2 separate regions of the Mus musculus genome follow, and region 1 is linked to region 2. Evidence: chromatin loops called from intact Hi-C (ENCODE). Cell type or tissue: heart. All regions are shown on one strand. Links, peaks and the distances in the headings refer to the core of each region. The heading gives the core; the rest is flanking DNA. Region 1 holds the start of Asxl1 (additional sex combs like 1). Region 2 holds the start of Tm9sf4 (transmembrane 9 superfamily protein member 4).

Region 1 (8,445 bases), core at 136-8,135, 180 kb before region 2:
CAGACATGAATCAGAGCAAAAACAAAGCATGCAATGTAGCATTTCTCAAAAGCCAGAGAAATCTATTTAAGTGTAGTACACAATTTAAAAGAAAATCTCCTTGGCTGTTTCTCCCAAATTGTTCCTAACAAGATGGCATATTTATTCCACATCTCTACTTCCGATAGCTAGAAATGCCATGCACTCTGTAAGGCATCTGAGAGAAGAATGTCCACTTCTTAAATCTAACAACTGCAAAAACCCATCTGCAGGAGTCGGCTACTCTGCTAGAATTCTCCAGAATCCTGTAAGCTTTCCTACGTCAAAATGGCATATATAAGGTTATTATCTACTCCCCAATTTGAGCAAGGCCAAGAGCGATTAGAAACCCCCACCTGACAAGCACATGAGTCGCCATAACATGTGATCTAATTTCAACTGTCCAAAAGCAGTTACCAATAGTAACCTTGTGGCAAAACTGACTGCATTGCCATTGTAGCTCACTGCTTGCCAGGTGTTCCTTTATGAAGTAAAAGCAAAAACTCCCAGCACTCAGTGTAGCGGGACTTTTTCTTTTTAATGGGAAGACGACTTTGCACTCCCCCATCCACCCCCACAAAAAGCACAGAAAATTCTAAAATACAAAGCACATAAAAGATATGCAAAATTGCATACCATGTTCCCACAAGTCCTCTTTCAAATGTACAACTACACCACAAAGAAATTCCTGTTCAGATTACTATTTTTAACTGAAGAGCCACAGTAGAAAAAGAGAAATAACTTCAGATAATTGAGCTTGAAGGTGAGCCAATGATAAAATAGAAATAGCAACCTTAACCTTGGAATTCAAACCACAGTAAATTTAAGAACTTAAAGAGGCTTAAAATAACAGTGGATTCCAAACTGCCAGAGCCTTTCAATTAATAAGAGCCCAAAGAGCTTTGAGAGGAGAAGATTTCAGAGCTGTCAGGACATAAATAACACAGGATCTGAAGGTACTTTCACCTACCTCTAACAAGTAGGGTTCTGGCAAGCAAATATTCCTTGGGTGCCCAGAGTCATAAACACCTGCACACAGAAACTTAGAACTTCAATGGTCAAGATCCAACAACTTCCATGATAAAATAAAAAAACCTACATTTTAGCTTTCTCCTAAGCTCCTTCAGACTTAAATTTATTAAGAGAAGCATGAAGAAATCATTAAGTTCCAAAAATCATAAATACTAGGCAAAGTTCTAGTTTTGATTGAATCACAGAAGGAAAAATACACCACCTCGGAGTTTCAATTTTCATATGCCAAGCAAAAAATAAACTACATCTTTCACACAAACAATCCCTGTTTCTGTTCCCAGGGTAACAGGAGAAGAGCGATGATCAGGAATACCAGTGGAAATTCTCTGGTAGCTCAAACAGCCATGGGTAAATGAATAACCGGCTTTCACAGACTCTAAAAAAAAAAAGGGTTCACTCTAGATCTTTATCAACCTCCAACACTTTTGAGGCAGACAGAACTCACTTTCCAGTAAAAGGAACGGCTAGAAGAAAGCTGAGCTTCACTCCACCATTAAAACTAAATTATAACAATTACATATAAAATACAGGGCGTCAACACAAAAGCAGGATGCACCCATAACCCTGCACTGTGGCAGTCTGAGGAAGTGACATCTCCGAGAAAAGTATAAACCATTAGAATTGTCACCAGCAACATTTCATAAGAACATGCCTCCGGTCTTTTGGCTTTGTATTTTGAGTCCAAAAGAAAGCTATCGCACAAGTCTACTGAAGCTTGGGAAACAGAAAAGCCACAAATCCTCTGGGCAGGTAGCGAGCTCAAAAACCTATTTACTTTTTTTTTTTTTTAACTAAACCCTCAGAAGGGAAGCCTCAAACAGATACACATTCTTGGCAAAGTGTATTCTGCTCCTCTGCAAACTGCCTACCCCCCATTGTAGTCACAGGGCTCAGTGTGATTTAAATATTCGAGGGTCACCGGCATAACAATCGCTTAAGCAGCTGCCTAAAGTACTGTTTCTCAGAGGAATCTCGAGTTCAGTGTGTTTAAAATGAGCCCTAGTGCCAATGTTTGAAACAAAGTCCCCAGGTATGCTCCCACCGGGCACTCTAGTAGTTTGAGAACCACTACTCAGGGTTCACATCGGTCCTTAGCGACTGCTTTCCGACACACACCTGGTTTAAATTGCCAACGCTCTAAATGCTTCTCGCGTCCTTGAAACCAGGGGCACTTTTCCCACCCCTACGGTGTCTTAGTGACCCACACACCTCTGCCCACGAAGAAGTCCGGGGAAGCACTTCCGACCTTTCCCGGAAACCTAACTCCCCGCAGAAGAATAAACGGGCGCTTTCCCCGGGACCCCCCGCTGCTGCTGCCAACGTGGGGGGAGGGGAGACTGGCGCCCGGGCGCTCGGAGGGGGGAGGAGCCGCTTGCCAGCTCGCCCCTCCGCAGGAATTCAAGGGGTGGGGGGATGCAGAGAAAAGGCGTCCCAGCCTCCTCGGGCCCGGGACCTCGGGAGCTCCACACCCGGGCGGCCCCGCCCCCTGCTGCGGTGGGCAGGGCCTCGCCCCTCCCCCGCCCGGGGAGCCGCGCGGAGCCCACCCCCTACGCCCCCCGCCGCGGCCCCCCGGGCAGCTCGGCTCACCAGGCGCGCGGCCTCGGCCCACGTGCGCTCCTTCTTCCTCTTCTGTTTGTCCTTCATCCTCCTCCTCCGCGGCGGCGGTGGCGGCTCCACGCGGGTCCTTCGGGCGGGGCGGACTGGGGCGGTGGCGGCGCGGGGCTGGGGCGGAGGCGGCGGCAGCGGCGGGGGGCGCGTGGCGGCGGCGGCGCGTGCGAGGGCTCGGGTGCGGCCGGAGAGGGCGGGCGCACCGGGACTGGCTAGAGCGAGACCCCGGCGCGAGGGTGGCGCTGGGGGGAGGGGCGGCGGCGGCTCCACGCGCCCGCGCTGCGTCAGTCGCCCACGGTGGCAGCGGCAGCGGCAGCCCCGCGATGGCTAAGGAATGCGGCGGCTCCGCATAACCACGGGGTCAGAGGTCACGGCTCCGGCCTCCGCGTTCCCGCGCTGCTGGGAAACCCAAGAGCGAACTAGTGGCGGGCGGGCCCGGATGGCGAGACGCGGCTTTCCTTTCGACGCTCGGATGCGTGCGTGTCTGCCGTGGGTATGTGTGTGTATGTGTGTGCCCGCGTGTGTGTGAGAGAGAAGAGTGAGGAGGGGGAGTGTGGGTTTTTTTTTTTTTTTTTTGAACAAAAACAAACCGAAAGGGTGGCTGGGATTTGTAGTCCTCACTGGCTTCCTGGCCTACCCCTCTCCGGAAGAAAATGGCTGCCTCAAGTGCTTGGACCACATTTCCCGGAGTGCCCCGGGCTCCTGTTTTCCGCCCACTTTCTTCCGTACCCCGCTGCGCTCCAAGCACGGTAAAGAAGGGGGCGGGAAGTCGGTCAGAAAAAGATGGGGCGGGGTCTCGCGAGGTTCGGGAACTAGCGGAGGCCTGAGGGTTTCTGGGAGGTGGTGCTGGGAAGGGGCGGTGGCTGGACTCCCCCCTGGCCGCGCGCGCGGTTAACCCGTTCAAAGCTTTTTTTTGATTCTGGTGGCGGGTCCAGTGCGGTTTCGGATCTGGAGTTGGTAGTCTGCTACCCTGCTTCCACTGCACCATCCCCCACCGCATACACAGTTCTCTTCTGGACTTCTGGTGGGTGACAAAAAGCAGGACTTTTCTTTTTGGCCCACCCTTAAATGAGTCAACTGGCGCATAGTAATAAGCAAAGAGACACTCATATCAGTAAAACGGTTATTGCACGATTGACCGACTTAGGTGATTAACCCATTTCCTCTTGTAATACCTCTGTGTGTTTGCAGAGAATGCACCTGCAGTTTCCAGCAGCGTTGCCGCCAGGTGAATTTGATGATCCGATAGTAGGTAAACACTGAAGGTCCATCCACAGAAATCTAAATGCACCTGAGTGTATATTTAGACGCAGTTGCCCGGAGAGAGGTCAAGTCCTAATGTCAGCCAACCTAGATTTAGAATCCTAGTTGTGACTCCTTGACTACTCCTAACCCCGCTGAGCCTGTTTGATCAATGTTAGCATAGTATCCCACAACCTTGATGGGGTACAAATTAGCATGAAGTATCTAGAAGATGGGAGAGAATGTGGAAGATCCTGATATTAGGCTCATGTAATTTGGCTTCTGCTGTAGAATAAATGAGAGCTGTTATTACTACACAGTGGGCAATGGAGCCTCTGTTCCTTGATTGCAGTGACAGGATGATAAGGTTTGAAGCACCCAGAACATTATTTTTCTGTGTTTGTTGGCCCAAAGTACAGAAACATCTCTACAGTCTTGAACTGGATTGATGGCCAGGTTTTACAGTTTTTGAAAGGTTTATGTGGGTAAAAAAACACCCTGTACTCTTGTGGTGTTAGTACACAGGCAGCCAGTGCTGAGACGAAGAAATCACCCAGCAGTCCAACCCTTGTACCTAAAGGACTCAGCGGTCCTTATTAGTGCTCACCCAAGACTCAAATTCAATAAACAGAAACACTCTTCTCATTTCATCCCAAAAGCGAGGGGAGAACTACATCTAAAATTATTTTATTGTTATTGTTTTTGACATTTTAGGTTTTGTTTTTGAGACAGACACCTGACTGGCCTGGAACTCACTGTGTAGACCAGGTTAGCTCTGGACTCAGATCCACCTGCCACTGCCTTCCAAGTGCTGGGATTAAATTAGGTGTATATTAGGACTCTGTTGGTGGGGAGAGAGTTGAACTGAGGACCTCCCACAATCCCTGAGCATATCCTAACACCATTTCACTATTTTTTTATTTTGAAACAAAAACTCACAATATGGACAGGCTGGCGTCAATGGGCTTCTATTGTCTTACCTCTGCCTCCCATTAATACATGTGAGATTAAAATGCATGCCCCACTAACCCTGGCCTTTGGTAGTTTTGCTTATAGTTTTTCAATCTGCAGCTGAGACAATCACCTCTGAGAGGATAGTGGTTCAGATGTTTTGAATTGATCCATAGCTCCAACAAAGCCACACACTTGGAAGGGTTGAATAGGGAAGACTGTAAAATGCAGGCTTTGTGTTTTGTTGTGTTGGGACTTGGGCTCAAGATGCATGGTAGATGCTTTACCACTGTCCTACCTTTCAAGCCCTTTATGTTTTGGGACAAGTTCTTATTAAGTATTGCAGGTTGGCTTGACCCATGGGTGGGGACCCAGAACTCCATTACACTCATTGGAAAAAGGAGCTTTGCAGATCAATTTTAGACCTTAGGAAGATCATCCTAGACTTCTGAGTGGGCCACGTGGGTCCCAGAAAGTATAGGTGTTTTGGAAATGTGAAGCAATTCAGTTTGCTGTTACTGGCTTTGAAGTAGCAGAAAGCAAAGGAATGTAAGCAGCATCAGGACTAAACCTGCCAACAGCAGTGAGGAATTAGGGACCTTAGTCATTCAACCCAGTGGAGCTGAACTCTGACAGTGCAGATGAACTCAGAAACAAGAGTTTCCAGAAAAGAAAATACATACCTTGACTTCAGCCTCAGATTAGAGCAGGGAACCACTGAAACCCACTCAGTATGTGGACTCCTGGCCCAGGAAGCAACAGGCTTTTCTCAGTGTGCTTTAAGCTCCTATTGCTTTAACTTGTTACAGCCAATAAAGCCCAATGCAAACATTGTGTCAGACCTTTTCAGTTTGTATCAGCAAGCAGTTGCCTAGTTTTCACAAGTGGTACAGGCTGTGGGAAGATCACATGAATATTTCAAGATCTCTACCCTTGGAGAATCAAATTAGTGACAATAGCCTCATTAAGCATGAAGAGAAAGTAGTACTTCCAGAGGTCTGTATAAGGTACGTGTTGGAAATGGGTGAGACAGCTCATGTCTAATTTCATCACTTGGGAGATGAAAGCAGGAAGATTTTAAGCTCAAAGGCAGCCTGGGCTCCATATTTTGAAGCCAATCTAAGAGACTCTACCAAAGAAAGGAGAGGGAAATATTTGAAAATTAGATTTGGTTATTAAGCCTTAAGAGGTTTTGGTGGTGTTTTTTTTTTTTTCCTAATTAACAAGAATCACAAGTTTGTCAGAAGCAGCAAGCATATACATGCTTTTAGTGTGATTTAACGTTGTTTTTATCACTGTGCTTTTATTACAGGTGACCTTTGAAAGTTAACAGGGGTGCCATGGGCTGAGTAAGATAAACGGAACTGCTGTTCAACCCCGCCCAGTCTGGGGATGAGTCATTGTTTTCAAATTTATGAACAAAGCACACAAATTAAGAATAATACAAGCAAGAAACAGCAGAGAGACACAAAAGGACATAGAATCCCTGATCCTCACTGTGATCTGGTAACACTAGTTCTAGGGCTGGAGAGAGAGATGCTCAGGGCAAGTGCTCTTACAGAGAACATGAGTTCAATTCCCAGAACCCACATGGTACCTCACAACTGCCTATTTCATACATGTGGGGCAGAACACCGATACACATACTTTTTTTTTTAAGAATTGAAAAAAAAAAAAAATTGGTTCTGGACTCCAGTGGGTCTGAGTTTGAAACCGTAGCTGTTCTCCAGTTGTGTGGCCTTGAATAAGTTATGCAACTTCATCAACCAAGCACTGTCATTGGACAGCAGAGAATATGACAAAAGTCAACGGGCGATCTGAACAAGTGGCACATGCTTGCATACTTGGATGACACAGTTCGAGAAGCACTTGAACCCTGAAGTTTACAAACAGCCTCGATAACACAGGAAGACCCCATCTCAGAAGAATAGATGAGATCACTATTTCTCAGCTTCAGCATTGCAGATGATCAGCTAATGTGGAACTCTCCAGCCCCTTTGCACATTGCATTTCTTTGCATGGCTTTTGGTTGGTAACTATACATTTGGCATCTGTTTGGATTTTTTTTCTGTATACCCCAAATGCCAGCCATAGTCTTGGGCATATAGTAGGCAGTCAAACTGTTGGTGTATGAACCATTCTCAGTAATTCTTTTGTTGTAGACAGTCTCTGAGGAATTATCCCCTATTGAATGGTCTCATAACAGTTTTGGAAAGCGCTCATGTAGGGAAAAAACTAAGATAAGATTTTACCCAGGAAGGTCTCCACAAGTGCAAAGTAGAGACTTCAGGACATTCCCAGTCTCGTTGTGTTGCCAAATCTACCCTCACAATGCATGACTTAACTCATAAATCCTGGGCCAGTCACAGTTTTTTAAATTCTACTCTTTAGTCTCCCATGCTCTGGAGAAGGTATTTAAATTGCCAAAATGTTTAACAATAGTTCTCTAGGTTTTATAAGACTAGTTAGTTTACTGGTAATTTTTCTGTACAAAAAAATTGCATTGGGCTGGTGAGATGGCTCAGTGGGTAAGAGCACCCAACTGCTCTTCTGAAGGTCTGAAGTTCAAATCCCAGCAACCACATGGTGGCTCACAACCATCCATAATGAGATCTAACTCCCTCTTCTGGAGTGTCTGAAGACAACTACAGTGTACTTACATATAATAAAAATAAATAAATCTTTAAAAAAAATACTTGCTAAAAAATTGCATTATTTTAACTTTAAAAGTTTTTACTTCAAAAACAATAAAACATTTAAAGTGGCAGTTATAATAGTGATATAGTAAATATATTTTTTCTGTCACATCTTCCAAATCTAGAATGTGTGCTCCATTATGATGTAAAAGTAAAGTTTCATTAATATCAGCCAATAGTGGAAGAACATCTTTAATAATAGATTCATCTTCCCACTTTGGTGGACCTGTAGAGTGGCCTCAAAGGGAGACTTAAGCTGGTTTTTATCAAAATTTTGGGACATGACATTTCCTGACAGAATAAAGTTTTCTGGTAGAAATTTCCTCATTAAAGACTCATTTCTAATTTTTAACCTCTCTTAATACCTGGAATAGACATTCAGAGTCACCATAGATCTTCTGACACTATAAAGTGATATTGTCTGGGGCTGCTTATGTTATTGTTTTGCTGTTGCTGTTGTTGCTGCTGCTGCTGCTACTGCTGTTGTTTTGAGACAGGGTCTTTCTGTGTAGCCCTGGCTGTCCTGGAACTCACTCTGAAGAGTACACTGGCCTCAAACTCAGATCCACCTGCCTCTGCCTCCCAAGAGTGTGTACCACTATGTGTGGCTATTATTTTGCTTTTTGAAGCTAGAATCCCACTCAGTACCCCAGGCTAGCCTCAGCAATCCCCCTGCATCAGCCTCCAAGTACTGGAATTCCAGGTATGATCACTGAGCTCTTAAGATTAGACAAAAGGCGTCACAGCTCTGCCTTGTCCTGTGGGATTGCACTCTCAGGGAAGCCTGCCACCGTGTCACAAGAACACTCCTACAGCCTGAGAGCTACAGACAATTACCCAGGACAAGTTTCAAATGACTTCAGCCTTGGCCAACAATGGTAACTGCAAACTCATGTGA
Region 2 (8,445 bases), core at 370-8,369:
TGCGTAAGAGAGCTCAGTGTTACAAGTCCTCACTGCTCCTGCAGAGGATCTGGGTTTGCGTCCCTGCACCCAGAAGGTGGCTCTCAACCCTCCGTGACTCCGGTTCTGATGACCTCTGGTTTCCTCAGGCACCGGCATGCACACAGTACACATATATGCATGCAGGCAAACACACATAAAATGTAAAAAGATATTTTATTAAGAAGGTGCAATTTTGTGGTATATGAATCATATTCATAGAGATAAAACCATAATAGAAGCTGATAGTGTGAGGAGATGATATAAGGGAAGTGGAGTATTATATGCCCATGAATGTACTCAATGGGCATTTCCCAAGTTCCATTAAAATACTGCCAAGAGTAGTTTTCTGTAATAAGATATGATGAGTCTGCTTCTCAACTCTGCCCAGCCAGATGAATTCTATGCTGTAACTTTATACAGTGCAGAATCCAGGGCAGAAGGCAAACTCCTGGCTTCCTTTTCCTATGGCCAGAGAAGTTGTACTCTGAAGATTCAGGAAACACTAACTGTGTGCTTAGTAGACCTGGGTAGCATTTGCACAACTCTTAGAGCCATTCATGAATGTAAGCGAGGGAGGGAAAAGCCCTTGCACTGCATACCCACAACTCTAACTTTCAAAGGAAAACAGCCTCCCCACATCACCAGCCTTTTCACACGGCCACCAAGTCCACTAGCTCAGTTCCTTTCTGTATGACTTGCCTCAGAAGTGGATCCACTCCAAATTAGATCTATATGCCCCACCCAAAATGGTTATGAAATAGCTTACATGTATGAGGGGGTGGGAACAGTACTCACTTCTGTGTAGTAATGTGCTTGGCACAAACTAAATTCATACCTACTTGTGACTCCACATACACCTCTGTACAAACTTGCTTCTGTGCCTTTTCACTGAACACGCAGTTTCTTGAGTGCCTTTTAAACTGGGCTCAGTATATAGCACATTCTCCATTCATGCTATCTATCTATCTACCTACCTACCTACCTACCTAAATTTCTCTACATAGTCCTAGCTCTCTGAACTATCTAGACCAGGCTAGCCTTGAACTCACAGAGATCCCTCAGCCTCCCAGGTGCCACATTCTCTATTTATTGAATTGAGTTAAATTGGTTTCCATGGGGCTGGAGAGATGGCTCAGTGGTTAAGAGCACTGACTGCTCTTCCAAAAGTCCTGAGTTCAATTCCCAGCAACCACATGGTGGCTCACAATCATCTGCAACGTGATCTGACGCCCTCTTCTGGTGTGTCTGAAGACAACTACAGTGTACCCATACACATAAACAAAAAATCTTTTTAAAAAACTGGTTTCTGCCGGGCGTGGTGGTGCACGCCTTTAATCCCAGCACTCAAGAGGCAGAGGCAGGTGGATTTCTGAGTTCGAGGCCAGCCTGGTCTACAAAGTGAGTTCCAGGACAGCCAGGGCTATAAAGAGAAACCCTGTCTCGAAAAACAAAAAAACAAAACAAAACAAAAAAAATTGGTTTCTATGGTCTATCTGCACATTAAGAACAAGCTGGCTCCCCTGATATGTTGTCCCAGTAGGGTAGGAGGAAGTGAAGCCAACCTAATAGAAAAATCTATTTCAAAATCCAGTACACAGATTGCTAACCGTGAGCTACACCATGCACCAATCACAAGCACACTTACTTCTAGCAAGTGCGGTTCTTATTTGTCTCTGGTTTCGTCCCTGATTGCTGTTTGCTACGCTACCCTTCCCCATGGTTCCGGTGTTAAAAGTCTTCTATAGATTCCTTAAACATGTCATTCAGCCATCACACTTGCCATTTTCTTTGCCTGGGACATTCTTTGCAAAGCTGGTTTGTTTGTTTGTGTTTTGTCTGTCAGTCCGTCCCAGCTATGATGCCCAGTTACTGCCAATCACCATCCCGTCACCTTGCTACCCTCACAGCATTTAGCAGCACCAGGCAGGTTTCCTGGAATGAGAGTGGGCCCACGAGGGTGGGACCATGACCCTCTGACAGTCATATACCTAGTTCCTGGCAGTCACTGGACATTCAAATATTTGCTGAATGAAGAAACGTACACCAGAAATACATATTGCTAACTTATAAACTCTTAAAAGCTCTGTACAGGGCAGGAATTTCCCTGTGCAGTGCTATAAATGCCACCTTACTAAACTCTCTATGAACAAGAAAGGGTGTGACTTCCTGGCTTCACATTCGCCTTATTCTGAATGTGATAAAGGAGAAAAAGGATTTCAACATCCCACTTTAGGGATTTACCCCTCTTCATGATTCATACTGAAGTCTGTGGCCACAGAAACCAGGGAAAGCTTTGAATCTGCTTTTCCCCTAAACAGAGCCAAATATCGAACTTAGGCTCCTGGGTACGCTCAAGCAAGTGCTCCACAAAAGGGGTTACAATCCGCAAAACCTTGAACATTTTTACCTGATTTCTGGGGTTATAAACAAGGAACCTAATTTAAAAAAAAAAAAAAAAAAGTCAGCCGTCTGCTAACAGGACAGACTCCTTTCATGAATTAACCTGGCCCTGTTTAGAGAAAACCAACATCAAATAACTTAAGCAAGAATTTTCCTTCAGTAGAGTCAAATGTCACAAGCTTTTTCTCTGAGTCTTTCTTGTCATTCACTACCACGATGGAATTAATTTTATCTTCTGAGGCAGCAATGTACAAGACCACCCAGGAAAATTCACTTTCGACTTTTGTTCTCATTTCTTGGCAAACAGAATTTGAGGTGAACTTCTCTTAGAAAATCTGACCTTCAAAAACTTAATTCTGTGGTTGATAAACAGAAGTCAGCTAGTGACTCATCCTTCAGGCACAGGTATATTACCTCCACTCTCATCCACAAAGAGACTTAATTCTAGTCAGCTTCATGATAGTGACCCTTTATCTGTAAGGAGCTGTGTGGAGTGGGAGGGGGATACAGACAGGCAGGGCCAGAGGTGTTTTTAAACGGTAACCCAGGGACCACCTCCATTATAAACACAGGACTGTTTGTGAGACTATAGATTCCTGAGCATGGCCTAAGGTATTGCAATCTTTGGGAGTGATGCTCAGGAAACTATTTAAACATGCCTCCCCACCAACAACCCAAGATCCCCGTGCACAGTGGGGTTTAAGAACCAATCGGATAAAAGCACTTTAGGAGAGACAGATTTTGACAGAAAAGGCAGGAGAAGGGCAGGGCCTGGGGATGGGATGATGGGCATGGGATGCCCTGGTACAGCAGCAATCAAGCGGGATGCGCTATGGGAACCGCTGAGGGTGCAGGTAAGGACAAGGCTCGGGCTGGTGCGAGCAAGGTGGCACCCGCAGACTGGTTAGGCTGATGGGTATGTGGAGAGCTGGGTATGAACGTGAGGAGGAGGAGCGAAGGCAGAAATAACGGGGGCCTCTCGGGAGGAGACAAAGCCTGGAGGGGAAGAAATGGGAAATAGGGGTGACAAGGGGCGGGAACGAAAGCTGAAATGAGAACCGTGAAGGCATGAGCCGAAGTCTTCCTTCCAAGCGGCACCTCCCCTAAAACTCCAGGCCCTGACAAGCCTAGATGCCATGCCAAGGCTAGAGAAAGGGACTTTGTAGAGGCCGACCCAGTCAAGGGTAACCCGAGCAGGGGTTCTGGAGGAGGCTGGGAACCAGGCATGGGGCGCTGGAAGGTCCTGGGCTATCCAGGGGGGCCCTGCTCCAGCTCCGGTTCCCGGAGTCTCCTTCACTCACCATCGCCGCCGCCATCTTGGATCCACGTGTCGGCGTGATGACGTCAGCGGAAGTGGTGCTTCTGTGGTTACGGAGTGTAGCTCCACTAAGGGGACTCCTGGCTTCAGATTCTTCTGTAGTCGCAGTAGTGAGGAGGTAAAAGAAGCTTAATTTCTCCTTGGCAGATTGGCCTTGGCAGTGAGGTCTCTGACTAGGTGAAGAGAACGTACGGTGTAACTATTGGAGCCATATTGACTTCTGGCAGACCCGCTCCTCCGCCTACTCCTTTTGCATTGTGGGTAATGGGGGTGTGTGGAAATAGGCGCGCTCCCTGGATGCTTTCTTTAGTATTGGCAGAAAGAGTCGTTGCCAGGGTTACCCGGGACCTTAATTGTGAAACGGAAAGCATGGTAAACCCTCTCTGACAGCTTCTGATTTAGAGTAATTTGTAATTATATGTTTAAATATTTATTTGACTATAATATAGTCTTACTAATCGGCCGTAATAACTATGAAGGTAGGACTCTGTCTTTCCCTTACACTGCGTTTTTGTCGTCAGTGAAATGGGGCAGAGATTTCTAGATTTTTTTTTTTTTTTTTTTTTTTTGGTTTTCCGAGACAGGCTGGCCTCGAACTCAGAAATCCGCCTGCCTCTGCCTCCCGAGTGCTGGGATTAAAGGCGTGCGCCACCACGCCCAGCTCTAGATTATTTTTATAATTGGCTTATGTTAAGTATCCACTGACACAATCATATAAAGTATTCAATAAATAATTGTCATTATATAACGTATGTACATTCCTTCACACATATGGTAGGTGTCCCAAACAATATGCTTTGTTAAATGAGTGAATGAAAAGCAGAACACTTAGTGAAAGGAGACATTTTTCAATGTGGACTTCTCCATTCTAACTGGCTTAATGTATGACTTGAAGCAAGTCACTTAACCATCTTAAACTTAACTTTCCAGTATTGACTTAAAAGGGTCTGGGGAGGACTCAAAGGATCATAATGGAGAAAGACTGTTTGGTTCATATATACCACTGTAAAGTGTACAAAGAGCCAGTGCGGTCTTCTTAGATGGATCCAAAAAGCTGTTAAGAGAGTAGTAATGAGTTCTGAGGATATAGTTAATTTAGCAGATAGCCTGCCTAATCTTTAGCACTGGGACTTGTAATCCCCAAACTCAGAAGGTCCAGCAAGAAGAGTTCATGGTTATCCTGGGACATGTGAGACCTTGCCTCAGTCATCATCGTTACTATCATCTTTATCATTATCCGTGTTCAGTGGCTCACACTGGTAATTTTTGCGCTCAGGATGCTGAGGAAGGAAGGCATGGTGAGTTCAAGACCATCCTGAGCCATAAAGAGAGCCACGGGCTAAACAGAAAACTCAGCATTGCTTAAGTACTGTGCCAAAACTGGTCTTAAGATTTTTAGTTATCTCTTCTGCACCTTGGCAAGGAACAGCTGAGCTCTGACCACCACTGTGGTCAGTACTGATTACTACCGTGGTGGATTTTTTTCTGCATAAATGTCTACTAACAAGCCTCTCCTTCTTGCATGTTATGAGCATACTGGTTCTCCTGTCAAAAGGTGAATTTTTTTCTCTTGTTGAATGCTGGGGTTAAGTTACTTGCTTTGACCAAATAGAGTGAATTATAAGTGTCTTCCACTTCTGTGTCTAGGCTGTAAGAGGCTTGAAGCTTCTCCTTCCTCCCAAGGATATAAATATGGCTGGGTGTCCTGCTGCATAGACAGGTCTATGTCATTCCTCACAGAGTTCTAGAAACCCCACCTGACAGTTACACATATAAAGGAAATAAGTTTGTGCAGTTCAAACCTAGCAAGCTACTAACTAAATATAGAACATGTGAATATCCTTATTGATATTTGGAACAAAAGAACTACTTGGTTGAGCCTAGTTGATTTAGTATTGGGTTGGATTGTTATGAGTGCTGAAAAACAAACCCATAAATGCCTGGGACCAACACACCATCCCAAAGAGCAGATATATTCCCAAGAGGCACAGAGCTAGAGAAGCAGGATGGATTTACTAGATAGTCTTGTAGTAATTCTGAATTGCAGACTTGTGGCCAGTTCTACTGCAACTTAAGTCCTGGAAGTTTCTTACCACTATGTCTGGTTAAAGAGTAATACTGATGGGGCTGGAGACATGACTCAGCAGTTAAGACCATTGGAAGATCCTCTTCTAGAATATCAGAGTTTGAGTCCCAGCATCAACATGGCTGCGCACAACAGTCTGTAACTCCAATTTCCAGGGGGTTTGATGCCCTCTTATGGCCTCTGTAGGGACCAGGTATGTGAATGATGCGTAGCCATATATACAGCAAAATACCCCTACACATAATATAAAAGAAGATATTTATATTGATAAGGAAATATATATATTTGAGACAGGGTTTTGCTGTGTAACCCTGGCTGTCTTGGAATTCACTCTGTAGACCAGGCTAGCCTCAAATTCAGAGATCCACCTGCCTTTGCCTCCTAAGTGCTGGGATTAAAGATGTGTGCCACCACTGCCCAGCTCCAAGATGGTCATTTTTAAAAAAATTTATTATGTACAGTATTCTGCCTGCATGTCAGAAGAGGGTGCTGAGATCATGTTACAGATGGTTGTGAGCCACCATGTGGTTGCTGGGAATTGAACTCAGGACCTTGGAAGAGCAGTCAGTGTGTTCAACCTCTGAGCCATCTCTCCATCCCAAAGATTGTCATTTTTAAATGTTGTTACATATATTTATTTACTTAGTGTGTGTGTAGGGGGGTGTTGAGTGTGTACATATGATCATATGCCTTGTTGCACATACAGACTTTGTAGGAGTTGATCCTCTTCTTCTACAGTGTGGGCCCCAGGGTTTGAACTCAAATCTTGAGGCTTGGCTGTATGCATCTTTACTCACTGAGCCATCTTGTCAGCTCAGTATCATAGATTACCCTTCACAGCAGGTAGCATCTATTGCTGTTACACTATAACCAGCACAAAAATATATGATTGTTTTAAAACTTTCCTCCTGTTGCATACAGTTGCTCAAGCCCCTGATGAGCCATGACAGGCCTTCATTATTTCAGTTTCATCTTTTATTGCGTTCTATGCTAAAGTCGTTCCTCCATTTCACAATCTCCATTTCAGCTTCCCTAGTTCTGGGATCACAGGCATGCACTGCCACACCCAGCATTCTCCTATATATTTCTCATGAATGTGAACAAGTTCTAAGTCTATGTTGATATTAGAACACTATCTGGAAAGGGTATGACATCAAGCAAGTTATCATTGTGAGTATCTGAAGCTTATTCAGTGAGGAAACTATAGACCCATCCCTTAGACCAGTGGCTCTCAACCTTCCTGATGCCACATCCCTTTAATACAGTTCCTGGTGTTATGGTGACCCCCAATCATAAAGTTACTTTTGTTGCTACTTTACAACTGTAATTTTGCTACTGTTATGAATCCTAATGTAAATATCTGTGTTTTCTGATGGTTGCAGGCAGCCCCTGTGAAAGGGTCATTTGACCCCACAAAGGAGTCATGACCCTTGTTACATATATTTATTTACTTAGTGTGTGTGTAGGCGGGTGTTGAATGTGTACAGCAATAGATGCTACCTGCTGTTTTCTAGGGAGCTGCACGCACTAAAGGGGGCTACCCGCTCCCAAAGGGGTGATTGTGTGGTAAGTTCACCATTCTGGGAACAATAACAGCTGAGGCTTTTGCAGTTTAAAATATACATGCAACACACACACCCCAGGCACAGTAATGCACATCATGGCAGAAGAAAGCCCAGCCCACTCTAAGAGAAAGGAGCCCTGGCTTTGGAGGTAAAAGGCAGGAGAGAGACAGATCAGGCTGTTAGGGTGGGCAGTTCTCTAAAGTCTACTCAGAGATTTAGGCTTTAGCCAGCTTTACCATTCTTCTGGCTCATTCATCTTCCTCCAGGTCTAGTATGGTAGCTAAAGAAAACGATTATAGGCAGAAGGAGAGATATAAAAAATAAGGGACAAAGAGCCCATACCAGTTGACTTATAAAAAGGTTCCTTAGGGTTTAGCATGTTCCCTGCAGTTCCCACTCACAGCTCACACCACCTGTAACTGCAGTTCCAGGGGACCTGCTACCCTCTACTGGCCTCTATGGGTACTGTACACATGCCACACAAGCACACACATAAACACACACACACACACACACACACAAATCTCTTTTTTTGAGGCAGGATTTCTCTGTATAGCCCTGGCTGTCCTGGAACTCACTTTGTAGACCAGGCTGGCCTCGAACTCAGAAATCCGCCTGCCTCTGCCTCTGCCTCTGCCTCTGCCTCTGCCTCTGCCTCTGCCTCTGCCTCTGCCTCTGCCTCTGCCTCTGCCTCTGCCTCTGCCTCTGCCTCTGCCTCTGCCTCTGCCTCTGCCTCTGCCTCTGCCTCTGCCTCTGCCTCCCAAGTGCTGGGATTAAAAGCATGCACCACCACTGCCCAGCTAGTCTTTTCTTTTTTTAAATATATATATTTGAAAATGTGGTCAGATGTGGTGCCATATGCCCTAATTTCAGCATCTGGGAGACAGAGGCAGGTGGAGCTCAGTAAGTTTGAGGCCATCCTCATCTACAGTTCTGGTCCCAGTGGATTCTGGACTAGCCAGAGAGACCTTGTCTAAAAAAAAAATAATGATAATAATAATAACTTTTGAGATTACAACATAATTACATTTCTCCCTTCCCTTTCCTTCTTCCAA

What was found. Peaks named below come from ENCODE experiments on the same cell type or tissue, not always from the same donor. Only the 100,000 strongest peaks of a DNase experiment are listed, where the experiment ranks them.
Region 1: a loop joins it to region 2, with 3 times the contacts of the local background. A loop is called at or near these places in 2 of 42 quality-filtered maps.

The regions. Positions count from the first base shown.
Region 1 is chr2:153,340,583-153,349,027 of GRCm38, reverse strand. It overlaps Asxl1 (additional sex combs like 1), which reads right to left and starts at 3,198. Exons shown (of 13, transcript NM_001039939.2): 1 at 2,638-3,198. The coding sequence starts at 2,694. It overlaps 2500004C02Rik (RIKEN cDNA 2500004C02 gene), which reads left to right and starts at 3,218. Exons shown (of 2, transcript NR_040318.1): 1 at 3,218-3,407; 2 at 6,164-7,871. In heart, for the core only: no CTCF peak of the experiment used is centred there; DNase peaks (open chromatin) are centred at 2,587, 2,777 and 3,417; H3K4me3 peaks cover 4,193 bases; H3K27ac peaks cover 3,967 bases.
Region 2 is chr2:153,156,849-153,165,293 of GRCm38, reverse strand. It overlaps Tm9sf4 (transmembrane 9 superfamily protein member 4), which reads right to left and starts at 3,993. Exons shown (of 18, transcript NM_133847.3): 1 at 3,723-3,993. The coding sequence starts at 3,737. In heart, for the core only: a CTCF peak has its summit at 7,804 (motif pointing left); DNase peaks (open chromatin) are centred at 3,753 and 4,003; H3K4me3 peaks cover 2,123 bases; H3K27ac peaks cover 1,448 bases.